Linked DNA regions of Homo sapiens: region 1 is linked to region 2. The links are chromatin contacts, found by Hi-C or POLR2A ChIA-PET in ENCODE. All regions are on one chromosome and are shown on one strand. The core of a region is the stretch at or near the end of the contact, and the rest is flanking DNA. Distances in the headings are between cores, read along the strand shown. Region 1 has its middle 110 kb from the start of CTDP1-DT. Region 2 has its middle 140 kb from the start of CTDP1-DT.

Evidence for each region. A loop is a pair of places that touch in the nucleus more often than their neighbours do. ChIA-PET counts read pairs that join two places held with the same protein, here RNA polymerase II (POLR2A). Pooled maps may share reads with other maps.
Region 1: a map of dorsolateral prefrontal cortex shows a loop between it and region 2 (2.7-fold over the local background). The contact joins two enhancer-like sites. A Hi-C loop is called at or near these places in 4 of 168 maps with a recorded cell type or tissue (G401, astrocyte of the cerebellum, dorsolateral prefrontal cortex and 1 more) and 4 of 50 pooled maps. POLR2A ChIA-PET finds 5 or more read pairs at or near these places in 2 of 52 experiments (BJ and IMR-90).

The regions. Positions count from the first base shown.
Region 1 is chr18:79,572,408-79,576,625 of GRCh38, forward strand. No RefSeq gene overlaps it. Among named protein-coding and RNA genes, the nearest start is that of CTDP1-DT, 110 kb to the right of the region's middle. RefSeq lists an enhancer at 3,622-4,121. Within about 2 kb of position 2,929, at least 5 of the 41 ENCODE cell types and tissues checked have a DNase peak (open chromatin) inside an H3K27ac peak, as active enhancers do.
Region 2 is chr18:79,539,129-79,543,598 of GRCh38, forward strand. No RefSeq gene overlaps it. Among named protein-coding and RNA genes, the nearest start is that of CTDP1-DT, 140 kb to the right of the region's middle. Within about 2 kb of position 1,648, at least 2 of the 41 ENCODE cell types and tissues checked have a DNase peak (open chromatin) inside an H3K27ac peak, as active enhancers do.

The DNA of each region.
Region 1 (4,218 bases), core at 1,679-4,178, 35 kb after region 2:
AGGAAAAGGATATCCTACCTAGAAGTGGAATCCAACCATATTATCAGTCAAGAGTAAAGAGAAAAAGACGTTTTCAGACCAGTACAGAGGCTGCTAGAGGAAGTGCTTCACCAAAACGAGGCATCAGCCCTGAAGGAGGACCTGGCGCCAGGACACAGGAGAGACACGGGGGGCTCTGGGGATGTGGGGAGGGGCTCCTGGGTGACAGTGCAGGAGAGCTGAGGTCTTCCAGGGGGGTCTGAACCACCATTCTCATTGTGTGGAGAGATTTCCATTTCTGACCGAGAGGTTGGGAGAGAATTGAGGATGGATATATGAGCAAAGCCATTTGAAAATCAAGGCAGTTATTAATTCCAGGCAAAATATAATTTTATAAGATGGGCCATGTAATCACAACACATTAGGCTACATTGGCTGCTGTGACCAAGGCCAAAATAACAGTGGTCTAAATAATCTAGAAGCTCACTCTCTCAGGAAGCTGTTGGCATGGAAGTGGATACAGCAGCTCTGCAGGGCCAGGCCTGGCTGTCCTGAGCATATGGCAGGCATCTGCTCACAATCTGCCCACCATCAAGCCCACACTTCCCTCAGGGGAGACCAGGGGAGTGGTGTCTTTCCCCTTCCCATGTCCTGCCAGGAAGCTGTATGCTTCATGTCCACTCATGGGCACTGACCAATGGCCAAAGCCCAGTCCCACAGCCCACTGCAGAGGAGGCTTGCGCACCTGCCCACAGGCCCAGCAACACTGGGATTTCTATAAAAGATGTCTCAAGGCAACTGGAGGACGTTGGGCCTTGGATGCTATTAAGGGATGACTGCTAGTTTAGCTGGGTATGATAGCAATATTGTGGTGATACCGGTAAAAGCCCTTACCCGTAAGAAATATAAACAAAAGTGTTGATGGATGAGATGACACGGTGCCTGAGGTCTGCTTCAGAATATCCCACATGTATTTAGGTATTACTCGTGTGATTAAGAAGTAAATTTTTTAAAAGATCAAAGAATTTCTCCTGCCACATCTAGAAGAGGAGGCTGGAAGGTGATGGGGGACCAGCCATCCCTGTCCATGGGCATACCCACAGCTGCTGTGAACACCCACAGATGAGCTGATGCCCACCCAGCGTGGGGTCCACCTCCACCTGGGCCCGATGCAGGAGGGGCCCAGGGAAGGAAGCAAACAGCCCTTGAGGTGGACATTTCCAACAGCCCCAAATGGTCACCCTCCCCAGCAGGACATTAGCAGAAAATACCTATAACTTAGAAATCATTGAAAAGCAGTGAAACACTTTTTTTTTAATTGAAGGTGAGAACCAAAAGGAAGTTTAAAGAATATTCCAAGTGAGCAGAGGGGGTGGCGGGATCACCCAAAAATGCTACTTTGTGGTTATGGTCATTATAAGCATAAAATATATCTAAAATACTTGAAAGTTATCACTTTAATAAAACAACAAAGAGATAGAAAAAGCCTTGCTGAAGCAAGGGAGGCTGATGTGCACAGGACGAACAGAAGTGAAGTGAGGAAGAACAAGGGAAACTTCGTGGCCCAGGCCCGCGTGCATGCCTAGCTGGGTTTACCACCCCCGCGAGGGCCTCATGCCACGCGTGGACACCGTCAGCCCAGTGGCCAGAGCCTGGCTGGGTTTACCACCCCTGCAAGGGCCTCATGCCACACATGGACACCGTCGGGCCAGCGGCCAGAGCCTGGCTGGGTTTACCACCCCCATGAGGGCCTTGTGCCACACATGGACACTGTTGGCCCAGAGGCCAGAGCTCCCCAAAGCCAGGGCTGCTGCCTGGAGAACAGTTACCCTTGGGGTGGGAGCGGTACCTCCCACGAGCTGCAATGGGACTGTGTGTGCCGCCGGCACCTGGCATTGCGCATTCTGCGTGTGTCCCAGGAGGACCCTGTGCGGTGACTGTTCCACACTTTCCACATTTGCTTCTCCTGCGAGTCGCAATGGGACTGCGTGTGCCGCTGGCCCCTGGCATTGCACATTGCGGGTTTGTGCCAGGAGGACCCTGTGTGGGGACTGTTCCACACTTTCCACATTTGCTTCTCTGGTAGCAGGTGAGCTCCGGGATTCCGTCAGCGCTACCTCCGCGGGTCCCCTGAAATATTCAAAGAGTATGAACAGGTTAAAAGTTTTAACCCCTGAATAGCTGGGATGTAAAAAATGAAATCTGGCAAGTGGTTAAACGAAATTACAGACCTAATTGCTTACACTTAAAATAATACTAAAGCAAATGTGAGATTGTGTTTAACTTGGAGGACCAGCACCGTCGGCAACGTGGTTCTGTTCTAATTTTTCACCAGGGAGGGCTCTACATTCCAGGCTGTTATGAAATGAAGTCCTCAGTGTCTGTGAAGTTCAAGTGTTTTAAATGGAGCAGAGGCCTCTCCAGGGATTGCCCACCCCATTTCCACCTCAGTCCTGTTGGGAAACCATCCCTGCTGCCATAAGCAGAGAGCAAGAGCTCCCACCTTCTGATGCAGCGGCTAGATACCAGGAGGGCCACGGAAGCTGGGACCCTGAGAGACTCCGAACCACAGATCCAACTGGGGGATGCCAGGCACTGACAGAACCACGGGGCCCTAAAAGGCGGAAACCGTGACTCCACAGGACTCCTCTCTTCTGCAACCTGCTCCAAGGCTGCCCCTGTGCAGAGCTCAACTATGCAGCTGTGGCCCTGACCCCTCTGCCAGGCTGCCCGCACCACTCCAGGGGACACGGTTTCCACTGTGGGCAGCTGGTGCAGTGTGACCGTGGTGCAGGTGGGGCCTCTGGGCAGAGGACATCTTGGTAAACTGGGCTGCAGCAGGGCCCAAAGGTCGGGATTGAGGGGAGGCCCTGCCAGGTGACCTCTGCAAGGACCTGGGGAACTGCACGCAAAATCGCAGAGAGAGAAGGATGTGGTTCTTAACCAGCTTCCACCCTGTCTTGCAGCCTCTGTGTTTACTTCCCAGTTGATCTTTAATTTCAGTTGCCAAAGCAGCTGTTTGCACCGTGCAGATGAGTCCCAGGGGCCTCAGACCCGCCCAGCCGCCCGCCCAAGGCGAGAATTGGGGCTGCGGCTGGGCTGGGCAGACGGGGTTGGGGGGCACAGCTCACAGGGCCCCCCACATTCCGCGCTGCCAAGTCTTCTTTTTCCAGTAGTCCCAAGCTAACTTGAAGAAAGAAAAATATGAGGGAGGGAAAGAGAGAAAGAGAGGTGAAAAAATATGGTCATAAATCTGGGACCTGTTTTTATTGGTGCTTCTATTTCAGATTTCCAGTTTGGAAAAATACTTTTTTATGCATCTCAGGCACCTTGGTGATGGTGGAGTGATGATGATAAATGCAAAAAGTTTTTAAAAGTCCTTTTTGTGCCCAGGAGAACAAAGTCTGGTACAGTGCGGCCACCTCAGGGCCTCTGTCATCCTTAGACTAAAGAGGGTTGGCTTGTCCAATTTAACTTTGCCCCATGCCTCCGTGCTAGTGTGACTGGGCCAGGATGCCCTCGGTGCCCTGAGACCCTGTCCATGCCTGGCTGCGCCTCCCAGGTTTGTCTTAGGGAGCAGAGGTTGGCCAGGCGCCCTGTGGGAGGCTCAGCAGGGAAAGCGCCTCTTGTTGGGGAATAGCTCGGGGGAAGCGCTTTCAGATGAACTGCAGGGAACAGGTGAAGAGTGTGGACACCGGAGCATGGGGCGGTGAGAAGACACAATACGAGGCCTGCCGTCCGAACGCGGACCCTGCAGCCCCTGCGGCGGGAAGCCGTGAACACAAGGCTGAGTTTGCGCCTCTGATTTGCGCCACGTGATGGGACTTGCCGGGGCCTCCCTGCCCGTGAAGAGGCTGTTTTTGCTTTGAGTCTGCGTGCACGGTGGGTCTGCTGCGCCTGCATAGGTGGGTTTAATTGGCTCCAGCTGCACTGGCGGCGCCTCTCCTCCACTAGGATGTGGCGCATGGAGTTATGGGTGGAGCCCTTTGAAGCAGCTGCAAGTCATTCTGTCGTATAAACTGAAATAAGAAGAGGGTGAAAAATCCAAGCCCGTGACTCTGCCCGCTCCACAGCTGTGCTCACACAGCTCCGCGAGACGGCCGCCCAAACAAAGCTACCTCCGTGGGCCTTGGCCGGCTGACAAGAGGAAGAGAAGGAGATTACTCTAAGCTCCAGGTATTCTGGTGAGCTGGAAGCTGGCCGGGAGGGCCAGGCGCCAGTGACACCTCCAGCCAGCAG
Region 2 (4,470 bases), core at 398-2,897:
CATCTCATATATGTAGCTCTCAAGAAAAGTTTTTCCATCAGCTTTTAAAATTTTCAGCATACAGATACTCCACGTGTTTTGTTAGGTTTGTATCTTAGATTTCATTCTCTTTGGACCAAGCGTAAACGGTGTGTTGTTAATTTAGATTTCCGCGTGTGTAGTGTTAGTACATAGACATGCGATTGACTTTTGTTGGTTGACATTTATCCTGTGAGCTTGCGAATTCACTTATAAGTCCTAGTTTTGCTGTAGATTCCTTGGTTTTCTGTGTAGACAATCACGTCATCTACAAATAAGGCCATTTCTTCCATCTTAATCTGTATGCCCGTCCTTCCCTTCCTTTCTTTTTGTAGTTTTCAACAAACATGGAAAAATGTCAGCCATTCTGTTCCAATATCCTGCCCCCTCCTCCAGCAGCTGCAGCTGCACATGTGTTAAGCTGCTTGACACTGGCCCGCGGTTCATGAACAGTCTGCATTTCAGACCTTTCCTCTGTTTTTATTTTACATCGTCGCTAGTGCCACGTCTTCAAATTTACTGGCTTTTTCCTTCTGCACCGTCTCATCTGCCATGGAGCCTGCCCACTACACCTCTCAACTCCAGTGCTGCAGCTTTCCACTCCTGAAGTTTGGTTTGGGAATTTTTATGCCTTCCATTCTCAGCCTCCCCTCTGACTCCCTGAATGCGGGAAGATTGTCGTAGTAAGTGTTCTACTGTCTTGTGGCTAACTCTTCATCTGCTCCGTTCACCGTTGGTTTAACTGATTCAATTTTCTTCTTCTAGGTTGTACTCTCCTGCTTCTTTGAATGCTGCTAATTTCTGATCAGATGCTAGACATTGTGAGTTCTGCCTCATTCTCTTGAGCTTTGGAAGGTGTTGATCTTGAGCTTTGGAAGGTGTTGATCTGGAGCTTTGGAAGGTGTTGATCTTGAGCTTTGGAAGATGTTGATCCTTTTGGGTCATCCTTGCTTTTTGGCTTCATCAGGTGGGACCTGAGCAGTGTTTAGTCTCCAACTAATTTTTCACACTGTGAAGACAAAGCCCTTCTCAGGACACTGCCTGGTGCCTTGCGAGTGTTTCCACTGTGGACAGCGGGATGAGGGCTACTCCCGGCTCTGAGTGAGACCCCATGTTGCTCCCCGAAGCCTCTTGGGCTGGTCAACCCTTGACTGAAGACTCGGGGCTCCCCTTGCAGATCCCAGAGCCCTCCCTCCGGGCAGCTCTCCTCGCTGGAGATCCAGCCTGAGACCTCCAGCCTCTGTTTCCTCCTTGGACTTGGCTCCTTCTCCTCAGCCCTGCCTGGGGCCTCTCCCTGCACTGGGGCTGGAACCCACGCCCGCCGTGCACTGGGCCCCACCTTGTTTGCCCGCCCTCCTCAGGGACCACGGTCTCTCGGTGCCTGGTGTCTGATGCCTAACACAGGTTTCAGATATTCTGTCCATTTTTTAACTTGTTTTCATGGAAGAGTAAATCTGGTCCCTGTTAGTCCTTCTTGGCTGAAAGCGTAAGTTCTGATGCTGATGTCTCAGAGCTTCCTTGGCCAAATTTGAGTCAGTGCAGTAGTCAATCTTCCATTGTCCCTGCATTTTACACCATACAACAATAATGCTATTCAAATAAAAACTGCGTGTCTAGCCAAGAGAGAGGCTTGTGATCACCAGCTCTGCCTCAGGGCCTCCTGTAACTTTAATCGGAAGGGAAAGCACCAGAGGTTGAAAAACAGCTTTGGCTGCCAAATGTGCCTTTACCTGGAGGAAAAACAAAAGAATCCTGGGGAAGACAGAGGAGGTTTTCACAGTTTTTAAAACAGCAATAGGGAAACAAAAATGTATCCATGTCCAGCTGGCGTGGGAATCCCCCACTCCTCCCACACAGTTCGGGGTGTCGGGGTGGCTGTCAGTGTCCTGGGAGCTCCCCTCTTCCCTTCCGCCGCCTCCACCCAGCCGCACTGCACTTTCTCATCCTGATGTCCCCACACGCTGCTGCCTGGCTCGGCCACTGCCTCTCCAAGGCTACACTGCTTTGCAGGGAGGGCCACTACCAGCCACCTCCCGCAGCATGGAACCTGGAGACTGACCACGGAACTGCCTGTGTGTGTCTACCCAGAAAATGAGGGTCGCTGAATTCACGGATGGTTCTAATTTTTGTGTCTTCATGGACTGTACCTGGAAACCTTATTAACTGAGACTACCTTAATTTGGAATTTGGAATAATTGGAACTTAACGATGATTTGGCTGGATTCAAGTTTACCTTCTGACTTTCTAGTGAGAAGGGGGTTTGCCAAGCAATTTAATCTCTTAAAACAAGAATGCAAGTGTTTCCTCATGGGAGCATTTTAAAGACTTTCAGAATACTCATTGTTTGCATGCAAATAAGGCTGCTAATTATGAGATTTTTTTTCCTTTTCATTGGAGGTCCCAGCAGGACCTGACTTGAAAATGTGCTATTAGCAATTAGTTCTTGTAATGACATAGACTTGAAAGAAATAAAGGAAAAATTTTTTAAAAACCCTCTAATATAGACTTTTCACAAATTTAGACACCACTTAATCTAGATTATAACAGCTAATGTCTGTAGCTCAACTATGGTTGTCAGAGTATTTTTCAAATGTGTGCTACCTCATTTGATCCTCAAAGCTGCTCTGAGAGGGAAACGAGGCATGTCACATACCCAGTCTACAGGTGAAGGCACTGACAGGGTTAAGGTGCGGGCTGCAGGACCTTCTCACTGTGTTAATAGGTTGTTCCATCCATCCATCCATCCACCCATCCATCTACCCATCCATCCACCCACCCATCCACCCACCCATCTATCCATCCACCCACCCACCACCCACCCATCCATCCATCCATCCATCCATCCCTTCATCCATTATCCATCCATGTCCATCCACCCACCCATCCATCCATTCATTCATCCCTTCATCCATCCATCCACCCACCCACCCATTCATCCAGTTATCCTTCCCTTCATCCATTTATTCACCCACCAACCCATCTATCCATTATCCATCCAACATCCATCCATCCACCCCCATCTATCCACTCATTCATTCATCCCTTCATCAATCCATCCACCCACCCACCCATCTATCCATCCATCCCCCTACCCATTTATCCATTATCCATCCCTTATCCATCCATCCACCCACTCATTCATCCATTATTCATCCATCCATCCATTCTTCTACCCATCCATGTACCCACTCACCCACCCATTCATCCATTATCCATTTAGCCACATTCATCTATTAACTCATCCATCCACCGATTATTTATGCACCCACCCACCCATCCATTCATTCATCCACCCATTCACCCATCCATCATCCATCTATCATTCCACCACTCATCCACCCACCCATCACCATCCATCCATTTCCATTTATCCACCATCCATCCATCCATCTGTCCACTCATTCATCCACCATCCATCCATTCATTCATTTATTCATCGATCTGTCCACCCACCCACCCATTATCCATCCATGTATTTACCCACCCAGCCATCAATTGATCCATTATCCATCCACCCACTCATTTATCCATTCACCCATTCATCATCCATGCATTCATCCACTATCTATTCATCCATCTATCCATGTATCCATCCATCCACCCATTCATCCATCCATCCATTCATCCATTCCCGCTGAGTTCACATGCTTTACTATGCTTTCTCACTTACACCTCATGACAATGGCTGACGCTGAGATTCCAGCCCCACTTTACTGAAGAGTTTGCTAAGGCCCAGCAAGAGCCGGCTGCACCTGAGAGTTGTTCCACTCTGTGCAAGGCTCTGTCCCGACACCTCTGCCAATTGAATTGTTCCAGGCTCTCCCTCAGGCACACTCAGTGAACTGAGACAGGAGGGGATGTCTGGCAGGGAGCAGTGAGAGCCATGGAGGGGAAGGGAGGGCAAGGGACAGGGGTGGCCAGGACCAAGGGCCCCCAGTGCTCTCCCTGCCTCACCCCGGCCCTCCCAACCTTTGCTGGGGGTCAGACCCTCCCAAGCCAGCGCCCAGGGTCCCAGGAGGCACCCGCAGGGTTCTGGGCCCCACTTTGCTGCCCTCTTGTGCACAGATTCACGTTTCCCTGGGTCTGTTGGGTGGGTTCCCTGGCAGAACTGGATCCTGGTGGGGGGCATGTCCCCAGCTTTCTGGAAACATTCTCACAGGGGCCACAGGCCCAGCTCATTTCTGCCCCAAGTCCTCCCCATATCCCTGTTATCAGGCCCTTTGGCCAGGCTGTCCCTTCTTGTCCTGGCTGCTGGTGATGGACGGCTGGTGTTTTACTCCAGGATGGGTTTACTGGTTATTCTTGGGGGCCAGAGCAAAATCCCTCCCCGCTGACTCATCTGCCTCTGCCAGGAGCCTCTCTGAGATGAGACAGGCTGGTGGTGCCTGGCAGGAGGGTGTCTGGAGATGCACGTGTCACTCTGGGCAGCTGCCCCGGGCTGTGCGCTTAGTG